Regions from separate parts of the Homo sapiens genome. Here region 2 is linked to region 1. Evidence: chromatin contacts called from ENCODE Hi-C or POLR2A ChIA-PET data. All regions are on one chromosome and are shown on one strand. The core of a region is the stretch at or near the end of the contact, and the rest is flanking DNA. Distances in the headings are between cores, read along the strand shown.

The links. Hi-C counts contacts between places; a loop is a spot of excess contacts on that map. ChIA-PET counts read pairs that join two places held with the same protein, here RNA polymerase II (POLR2A). Pooled maps may share reads with other maps.
Region 2: a loop to region 1 is called in a pooled map, with 4 times the contacts of the local background. The contact joins two enhancer-like sites. A Hi-C loop is called at or near these places in 3 of 50 pooled maps. POLR2A ChIA-PET finds 5 or more read pairs at or near these places in 5 of 52 experiments (BJ, GM12878, T-cell and 2 more).

Annotation. Positions count from the first base shown.
Region 1 is chr14:71,141,577-71,145,840 of GRCh38, reverse strand. No RefSeq gene overlaps it. Among named protein-coding and RNA genes, the nearest start is that of SIPA1L1, 180 kb to the left of the region's middle. Within about 2 kb of position 2,405, at least 10 of the 41 ENCODE cell types and tissues checked have a DNase peak (open chromatin) inside an H3K27ac peak, as active enhancers do.
Region 2 is chr14:71,356,437-71,360,700 of GRCh38, reverse strand. All of the region lies in intron 2 of SIPA1L1 (signal induced proliferation associated 1 like 1), which reads right to left. Among named protein-coding and RNA genes, the nearest start is that of SIPA1L1-AS1, 37 kb to the right of the region's middle. Within about 2 kb of position 1,945, at least 3 of the 41 ENCODE cell types and tissues checked have a DNase peak (open chromatin) inside an H3K27ac peak, as active enhancers do.

The sequences.
Region 1 (4,264 bases), core at 1,156-3,655:
AGAGCAAGAAAGAGGTCAAAGCCTGAGTTACTAGCTCTACTGGGCTTAATTTCCACATAGGAAGGTAAGGCAAACACAGCAGTGTAGCACGTTGTTGCTGAACGGAACTCAGGTTGATCTGGTCTGACTTTTCCATTGTTCAGTTGAGGACACCAAGAGGCTTGGTAGCCCTGCCCAAAGTCACAGAGAGAGCTTGGGCTGAGCCTGGACTAGACCCAGGTCTCAGGCCTCAGGCTCGACTACCCTTTTTTGTAAGGTCTAGTTTTTGTCGTAAGGGAATGACCACATTTTGTTGAGGCAGCCAGGGACTTATTGCTACCGGCATCTAGTGGGTAGAGGTCAAAGATGCTGCTGAAAATGGCACACATATGACAGCCCCACAATAAAGAACTGTCATGCCCAGAGCGTCAACTCAGCTGACTCTGTTGGCGAGTGTAGGTAACACTCTAGGCTGATCACCCAAGCTTCCTGGAAGAGTGGAATTGCAAGAGGGGAAAAAAATGCAGTGGAAATAGCTTATAGTTTAGCATTTCCACTGTTTGGTGAGAAAACAGGTGTAGTGTCTTTTTTCTGACACTTCTGATACCAAGTGTGTGGAGAGTGTTCCACACTCGTGACCCGTGACTCTGACATCAACAGGAATCCAACAGTCAATTCAGTTCTAACTCCTGGAGTTAGAGCCAACAGTGCATGTTCAAGGCTCCGTCCCAGACTGCCCCTGCTTCAGATGCCAGCCACAAGTCCAAGAAGCCGCCCATACTTCTGACTATACATTTGGGAGTTTCTACAACCCCTTCCTCAGTTTTGATAATTCACAGCTCATAAAACTCAGGAAAACGTATTAATTAACATTTGCCCATTAATTATAAAGGATACAATTCAGGAACAACCAAATGGAAGAGCTGCATAGGGAGGGTGGCAGCCACCACCGTCCTGGGGCTCTGTCTTTCAGATGCACCATCCTTGAAGCGCATCAATGTCTTTCTTTTATTTTTTAAACAGGGTCTCACACCGTCACCCAGGCTGGAGTGCAGTGATGAAATTGTAGCTCACTGTAGCCTCGACGTCCTGGGCTCAAGCAATGCTCCGGCCTCAGCCTTCCAAGTAGCTGAGACTACAGGCACATGCCACTATGTGGCTAAACAAAAAAAATTTGTTTGAGGGGCTGGGCACAGTGGGTCACGCCTGTAATCCCAGCACTTTGGGAGGCTTAGGTGGGAGGATTGCTTAAGACCAGGAGTTTGAGATCAGTCTGGGCAACACAGTGAAAGCTTATCTCCACTAAAAATAAAAAAAGTTAGCTGGGCATGGTGGCACATGCCTGTGGTCTCAGCTACTCAGGAGGCTGAGGTAGGAGGATCACCTGAGCCCAGGAGGTCAAGGCTGCAGTGAGCTGAGATTGTGCCACTGCACTCCAGCCTGGGCAATAGAGTGAGACCCCCCCGTCTCTTAGAGGCTGGTCCTGAACTCCTGGCCTCAGGTGATTCTCTCACCTTGGCCTCTTAAAGCAATGTTTTTCTCAACCCAGAAGTTCTCTGAATCCCTGTCATTTAGGTTTTATTCTTGTTTTTATTAAAACAAAATTTTTTAAAGATATAGGGTCTCTCTATGTTTCCCAGGCTGGCCTCAAATTCCTGGGCTTAAGCAATCCTCCCACCTCAGTCTCCCCAGTAGCTGGAATTACGTTTCAGCCACTGCATCTGATTTCACTTAGGATTTTTTTGGGAGATTTTTATCTGACTTCATTTAGGAGTGTTTTTGCAGGGAGTGGGAGGGCGGGGGCGGGGATTTTAAACACAGCTTTGCTGCTGTGCTTCTCTTACTTTCCTACGTGGAAATTAAGCTCACTAAAGGTAGTAACTCAGGCTTTGACCTCTTTCTTGCTCAAGGTCTGAATTATGCAGGCATGATTGATGAAATCATTGGTCATTTAGTGATTGGACTTTATCTCCAATCCCTTTCCTCTCCTTGAAGGTCAGAAGTGAGGAGGTGGGGCTGAAAGTTCTAATCCTCTAATCACATGGTTGATTTTTCTAGTGACCAGCCCCCATCCTGAAGCTATCTAGGGCCTCTCCATGACTCATCTCATTAGCATACAGGACTATCAGTTCCAAGGATTTTGAGGCGCTGTGTCAGGAACCAGGGACAAAGACCAAATATTTATTTTGTATCATACCACAGCAAGCCCCGGATGGCTCAATGTCTTGGGCTGAAAGGAAGGGGCTGTTTGAGTCAGGAGACAAGAGAACAACAGTGGGAGGTGTCCTCTGTGTTCATACTCCCCTGTGTGGTTTGGTGAGCCTCAGGCTTTACAGGATGTAGGTGATGTGGGCCCTCCGTTACCTCATCTTATACTCAGGCTATGAAATGCGTCAGATGCCAGCCTTCTTGTAAAAGTTGGGGAGAGGCTGCTATGGTCAGAATGTTTTTGTTCCCTCCAAAACTCACGTGTTGGAAACTTAATCCCCAATGCAACAGCATTGGGTGGTGGGGTTTACTGGGAGGTGTTCAGGTCATGAGGGTGGAGCATGAGTGGATTAAAGCCAGTCTAAAAAGGGCTTGTGGATGTGGGTTCCCTCTGTTCTGCATTTCTGTCCTGTAAGGAACAGTGATTGCCCCTGCTCCGGAAGATGTAATGTGTAAGGTACCATCCTGGGGGTGGCCCTCTCCAGACACCAAGCCTGCTGGCACCTTGATCTTGGACTTCCCAGCCTCCAGAACTGTGAGAAATAAATTTCTGTTCTTTATTAATTACCCAGCAATTTTTATAGCTGCACAAAATGGTTTAAGACAGAGGTCATAGCAAGCTTCAGTTTTTACTTTTTCCCCTTGCATCTGAACAATTGCAAGCAGAAAGAACAACTGAGTGCTTTATTTCTGCAACCACCATGCTGCTACTGAGTGAAGGGGAAGGAGGGGTAAGAGCTTGCCTTCTTTCCTTGTGTTAATTGCAACATCTTCCAAAACCCAGCAAGGAAGGCATGAAGTGAGCCTACCAAGGCCAGTCTCCAGATGAGGGGACTATAGCTACAGATTGCTATGTTTCCTGTTGGTGGTGGTAGCAAGATTTCATAGGGGCCTTTCTTGCCATTGCTCAAAATGAAATGCATTGACACCAAAGGAAGTGGTGAAACTGTGGGCATTGTATGCTTTAGAAATTTGATATTTGGAAACCTGCAGACCTGAAGAGGCAGTAGCTTCTCCTGAAGATCTGATATCCAAGGGCTACCCAGACAAGGAGCTGACTTGTCAGGAAGTGTGGTGGACCTTGACGCAAAAACTCAAACCACAAATGTTTCACTTCTAAATTTTTGCAGGCTTTGTTATATAGACATTTTTGTTAAGCCCTGTCTAAAACAATAGGATGACTGGGTTCTTTCCCCTCCTCATGGTGACTACGTGCATCTTCTACGAACATTCCCATGTCATGTGGTCAGCTTCCAAGAAAGACTTTACCAATGAGTCTGTTTACAGATTCTCAACCAGAGGACTTACAGGAATGCACAGTAGCTATTTGTTTGGGATGCAGAGGTACATGAGCCCCAGACCTCATCCCCAATCAGGCAGTTGGGTAGGAATGGTGTGGTTACTGATGGTGGGAGGACAGGGATGGTGGGGACTTTCCTGTGGAGGGCCCACCACTGAAGAAATCTCTCTACCTCCTGGTTTGATCCAGGCTTTCCAGGGATAAAATAAGAGGGGGAAACAAAGAAGTAATCATTCCCCAGCCCCCAGTATGCCCCATCTCTGACTCAGCTCCCAGCAGAGCAGTAATAGGTCCCTGCTTATCAGATGGCATCGGAAGGGGGTGGGTGCCTGGGTGGGTGCCTGGCTGTGTGCAGTGAGGAGGTCTCAGCAGCAGCCTCTGAAGCCAACTGCTTGGCTGGAATCTAGGTGCGCTACTCACTAGCTGGGGAACTTACAGCAAGTTACTTCACCTCTTACGCCTCAGTTTTCTCATCTGCCAAAAGGGAGTACTAATAGCAGCATCATTGACAAAAGCTGAAAGGTGGAAGCAAGCCAAGTGTTCATCCACTGAGAAATGCATAAATAAAATGTGGCCTAGACATACATGGAATACTATTCAACCTCAAAGGAAGAGAATCTGGACGTGTACTGCAACATGGATGAACTCTGAAGACATCATGCTGAGTCCAAGGACAAACACTGTATGATTCCACTTAGATGAGGTACTTAGAGCTGTCAAATTTGTAGAGATAGAAAGTAGAATGGTGCAGGTCAGGCGTTCAACACCAGCCTGGCC
Region 2 (4,264 bases), core at 696-3,195, 220 kb before region 1:
AAAAGGCAATTCCTCAAGTAAGCACATTTTTGCAAGACTAAAATAATGCACATACTTACACACATAAAAAGAGAAAGACATAAATACTTTGTATAGGATGAAATAACTGCGTGACTTTTGAAATTTTTAAGATAAAATGCAGACCTCAAAACAAGTTCGTAATTGCTCCCTGGGTTATCTCCAAAGAGAGGCTTGTACATTCGTCTCCTATTGATACTTCAGTGAAAATCTGTGACAAAAATTCATCCCAACTCTGCCGTTAACTAGCTGTGTGATAGATACTGGGCAGGTCGTGTAAGCTTTGGACTTAGGCTCATATAAAAAGTTGGCATATCTGATTTCTATAGTATTTTCTAGGTTTCTTAATATCTTCCTAAGACATTATCTATCATCTTTATTGTCACTGAATTCTAAAGGTCAAATATATCTTTAGATAATAAAAATAACCATTCATAAACTACCTTACGCCCTAGAACTCAATAGAAGACTACCATCAGCTTATCTGAAACCTTTAGAACATTATAAGCTTTATCTTCATTAAATGTTATCGCTTTGTCTCATGTTTTAGCATTTTGTAAAAAGTTTAGATTAGTAGAAATGTACTCTCACATCTAGATGACCCCGAAGCACTGTTCAACTCTCACAAGATGGGAGATCTTGATGCCTTCACTTCCTTCCTCATCCATCCTCCATCACCACAGTACCCTCATACCCTGAAACTCAACTTTTTGGGCCACAATGTTGACAACAAAAACCTTTTAAACCACTTATGTTAAAAATCAGCTACATGTCCAAGTCTGTATCTGAGAATCTCTGTATGCATTTTTATCATTTAGTACTCTCGATTTTAAGATCTAAAGAACCAGTTCCATTGATAATATCTGCATAATCTCATGACTCTTCATCTGAATCTGAGTTCCCTGTTTATTGCCAAACAAGCAAGGAGGTTCCAGAAAACTGTATACAACACAACTCATGCACTTACTTTCTTTATATACCAACTGATGATTTTGCCATCCTCAATTAAGTCAATTAAAAAAACAACCAGTAGGACTGAGAATCTGTCATTTTACCAGTAGGAATCCCAAAAAGCAGCTGCTTTTGCCAAGTTCATTCATTCAACACATTTATTATCTACTATGTGGCAGGCACTTTTTATTTTTCATCCTGGGGATATATAAACAGACAAAAGTCCCTGCCTTCATATGCTCTACTGAAGAAGATGACACACCATAAATAGAAACCATAATAGACAAATTATATGGAGGAGATGTACATATAAGGTGTATTAGTCTGTTCTCATGCTGCTAATAATGACATACCCGAGACTGGGTAATTTATAAAGAAAAAGAGGTTTAGTGGATTCACAGTTCCACATGGCTGGGGAGACCACACAATCATGGCGGAAGGTGAAGGAAGAGCAAAGTGACATCTTACATGGCGGCAGGCAAGAGAGCGTGTGCAGGGGAACTGCCCTTTATAAAACCATCAGATCTCATGAGACTTATTCACTATCATGAGAACAGCACAGGAAAAACCTGCCCCAATGATTCAGTTACCTCCCACTGGGTCCCTCCCACAATATGTGGGGAATATGAGAACCTCAATTCAAGATGAGATTTGGGTGGGTACACAACCAAACCATACCATAAGGTCAGAGGGGATACATGCTTGATATGGTTTAGATCTGTGTCCCCACCCAAATCTCAAGTTCAATTTTAATTCCCAGTGTTAGAGGTGGGGCCTGGTGCAAGGTGACTGGATTTTAGGGGTAGATCCTTCATGAATGATTTAGCACCATCCCTTTGGTGCTGTTCTCAAGTTCTCACGAGATCTGGTTATCTAAAAGTGTATAGCACCTTCCCACTCTCTCTCTTCCTCCTGCTCCAGCCATGCAAGACGTGCCTGCTTCCCTCTGCCATGACTAAAAGTTTCCTGAGGCCTCCCCAGAAGCTGTCATGCTTCCTGTACAGCCTGTGGAACCGTGAATCAATTAAATCTCTTTCTTTATAAATTACCCAGTCTCAGGTATTTATTTATACTAGTGCAAGAATTGACTAATACAGTGCTATTGCAAAGAAAAAGGACAGGCTGTTAAGAAAAAGGGATTCAGGAATGAATGGAGGGCAGGTGGGCTCAGTCTTAAACAGGACGGGGTCAGGGTAAGACTCACTACAAAGGCAGTGTCTGAGCAAAGACATGAAGGAGATGATGAAGTGAGCCAGACTGAAGTTTCCTAGTAATTCTTAACTTGTACCGACTATACACGTAATGGCAAATGCTTTAGCAAAAGAGTTATGTATGAGCAAATTTATAAACAACCCAGAGGACTAAAATAGAAGAGAGCTGTGTGTAAATCCCCTCCATTTTTGCAGCTTATTTTACCAAGTGAAACTTACAACTTCAATTAGGTATGCTTGGTGTGTTTTTACCCCAAGTGTTATTTTGAACAAAATTCTTACTTCTGTGATTCATTTTCCTCAAAATTCAAAAATAAATGTCCCACTATTCATTTGAAACATAAAAGAGCACCAGTGTTGGCCGGGCACAGTGGCTCATGCCTGTAATCCCAGCACTTTGGGAGGTCCAGGCAGGTAGATCATTTTGAGTTCAGTAGTTCAAGACCAGCCTGGGCAACATGGCAAAACCCGTCTCTACAAAAATACAAAAAATAGAGGCCAGGCACACTGGCTTATGGCCCAGTACTTTGGGAGGCCAAGGTGGACCACTCACTTGAGGTCAGGAGTTCGAGACCAACCTGGCCAATGTAACAAAACCTCGTCTCTACTAATAATACAAAAAAAAATTAGCTGGGCATGGTGGTGTGCACCTGTAATCCCAGCTACTTGGAAGGCTGAGGCACAAGAATTGCTTGAGCCCAGGAGGCAGAGGTTGCAGTGAGCCAAGATGGCACCACTGCACTGCAGCGTGGGTGACAGAGTAAAACTGTGTCTCAACAACAACAACAAAAATTAGCCGGCATTGATGGCTCATGCCTACAGTACCAACTACTTGGCAGGCTGAGGCTAGAGAATCGCTTGAGCCCAGGAAGCAGAGATTGCAGTGAGCGGAGATCATGCCACTGCGCTGCAGCCTGGGTGACAGAGTGAGACCCTGTTTCAAAAAAACAAAAGAGCACCAGTGTTATCAACCAACAACTCCACTAAGACATCCTGACTATTACGTCAGGGCTCAAATCCCAGTATGGGGAATCCAGGAGCTTTTCCCAGTGTGGAGAAACCTGTGCTTTCCTAGAGAGTTTAGTGGGAAATGAATAGGCTATGAAATCAGGCGGCCTTACCACCAACCAGTTATACAGTCTTGAGCAAATCACTTCAGCCCCTGGGCTTTGGTTTCCTCAACTATAAAAATCAGGGTGTTGGACCATGTGATTTCGAAGTTCCTTATAGGGCTAACTCTCTTTCACACACACACAAAAAAAAACTTCAGATAAATAGCCATCTATTAAAAATTATAACATTAGCCAAGCACGGTGACACACAGTCCCAGCTACTCGGGAGGCTGAAGGGGAGGATCACCTAAGCTTAAGCATAGGAGTTTGAGACTGCTGTGAGCTACGATCACGCCACTGCACTTCCCCCTAGGAGACCAGAGTAAGACCCTGTCTCTAACACATAAAATTTTTTTAAAATTATAATAATGTCATGATTTGTAATTCTGCTAACCCACCATCAGATTCATATTAATTTCATTCTTCAATATTCTTCAAATAACTAATGAATTTATACTAACTGATTCATAAGTCTCAACTCTCTCTGATCAGAAAAACAAATTCACAAGAATGGGTCTTGACTTGCAGTGGTATTCACCAAGGATTAAAAAAAAAAAACCCTGGAATTTCTCTGTCTTTGGCTTTCCTATCAACATACCCCTGCTAGCTTAAATAGAATTTTAAAGTAACACAACCATAAAATATTCTTTATATCCCTCAGTGAAATAGTATTTGTTGTTGCTGTATTTTGTAGAGACATGGTCTCACTCTGTTGCCCAGGCTGGAGTACAGTGGCACCATCATAGTTCAGTGCAGCCTTGAACTGGGCTCAAGCGATCCTCCTGCCTCAGCCTCCCTGGTAGCTAGGACAACAGGTGTGCTTTTTTTTTTTTTTTTTTTTGTAGAGACAAGGTCTTGCTATGTTGCCCAGGCTGGTCTTGAGCTCCTGGCCTTAAGTAACCCTCCTGCCACGGCCTCCCAAAGTGCTGGGATCACAGGCATGAGCCACGTGCCTGGCCCAAAAAGTACGTT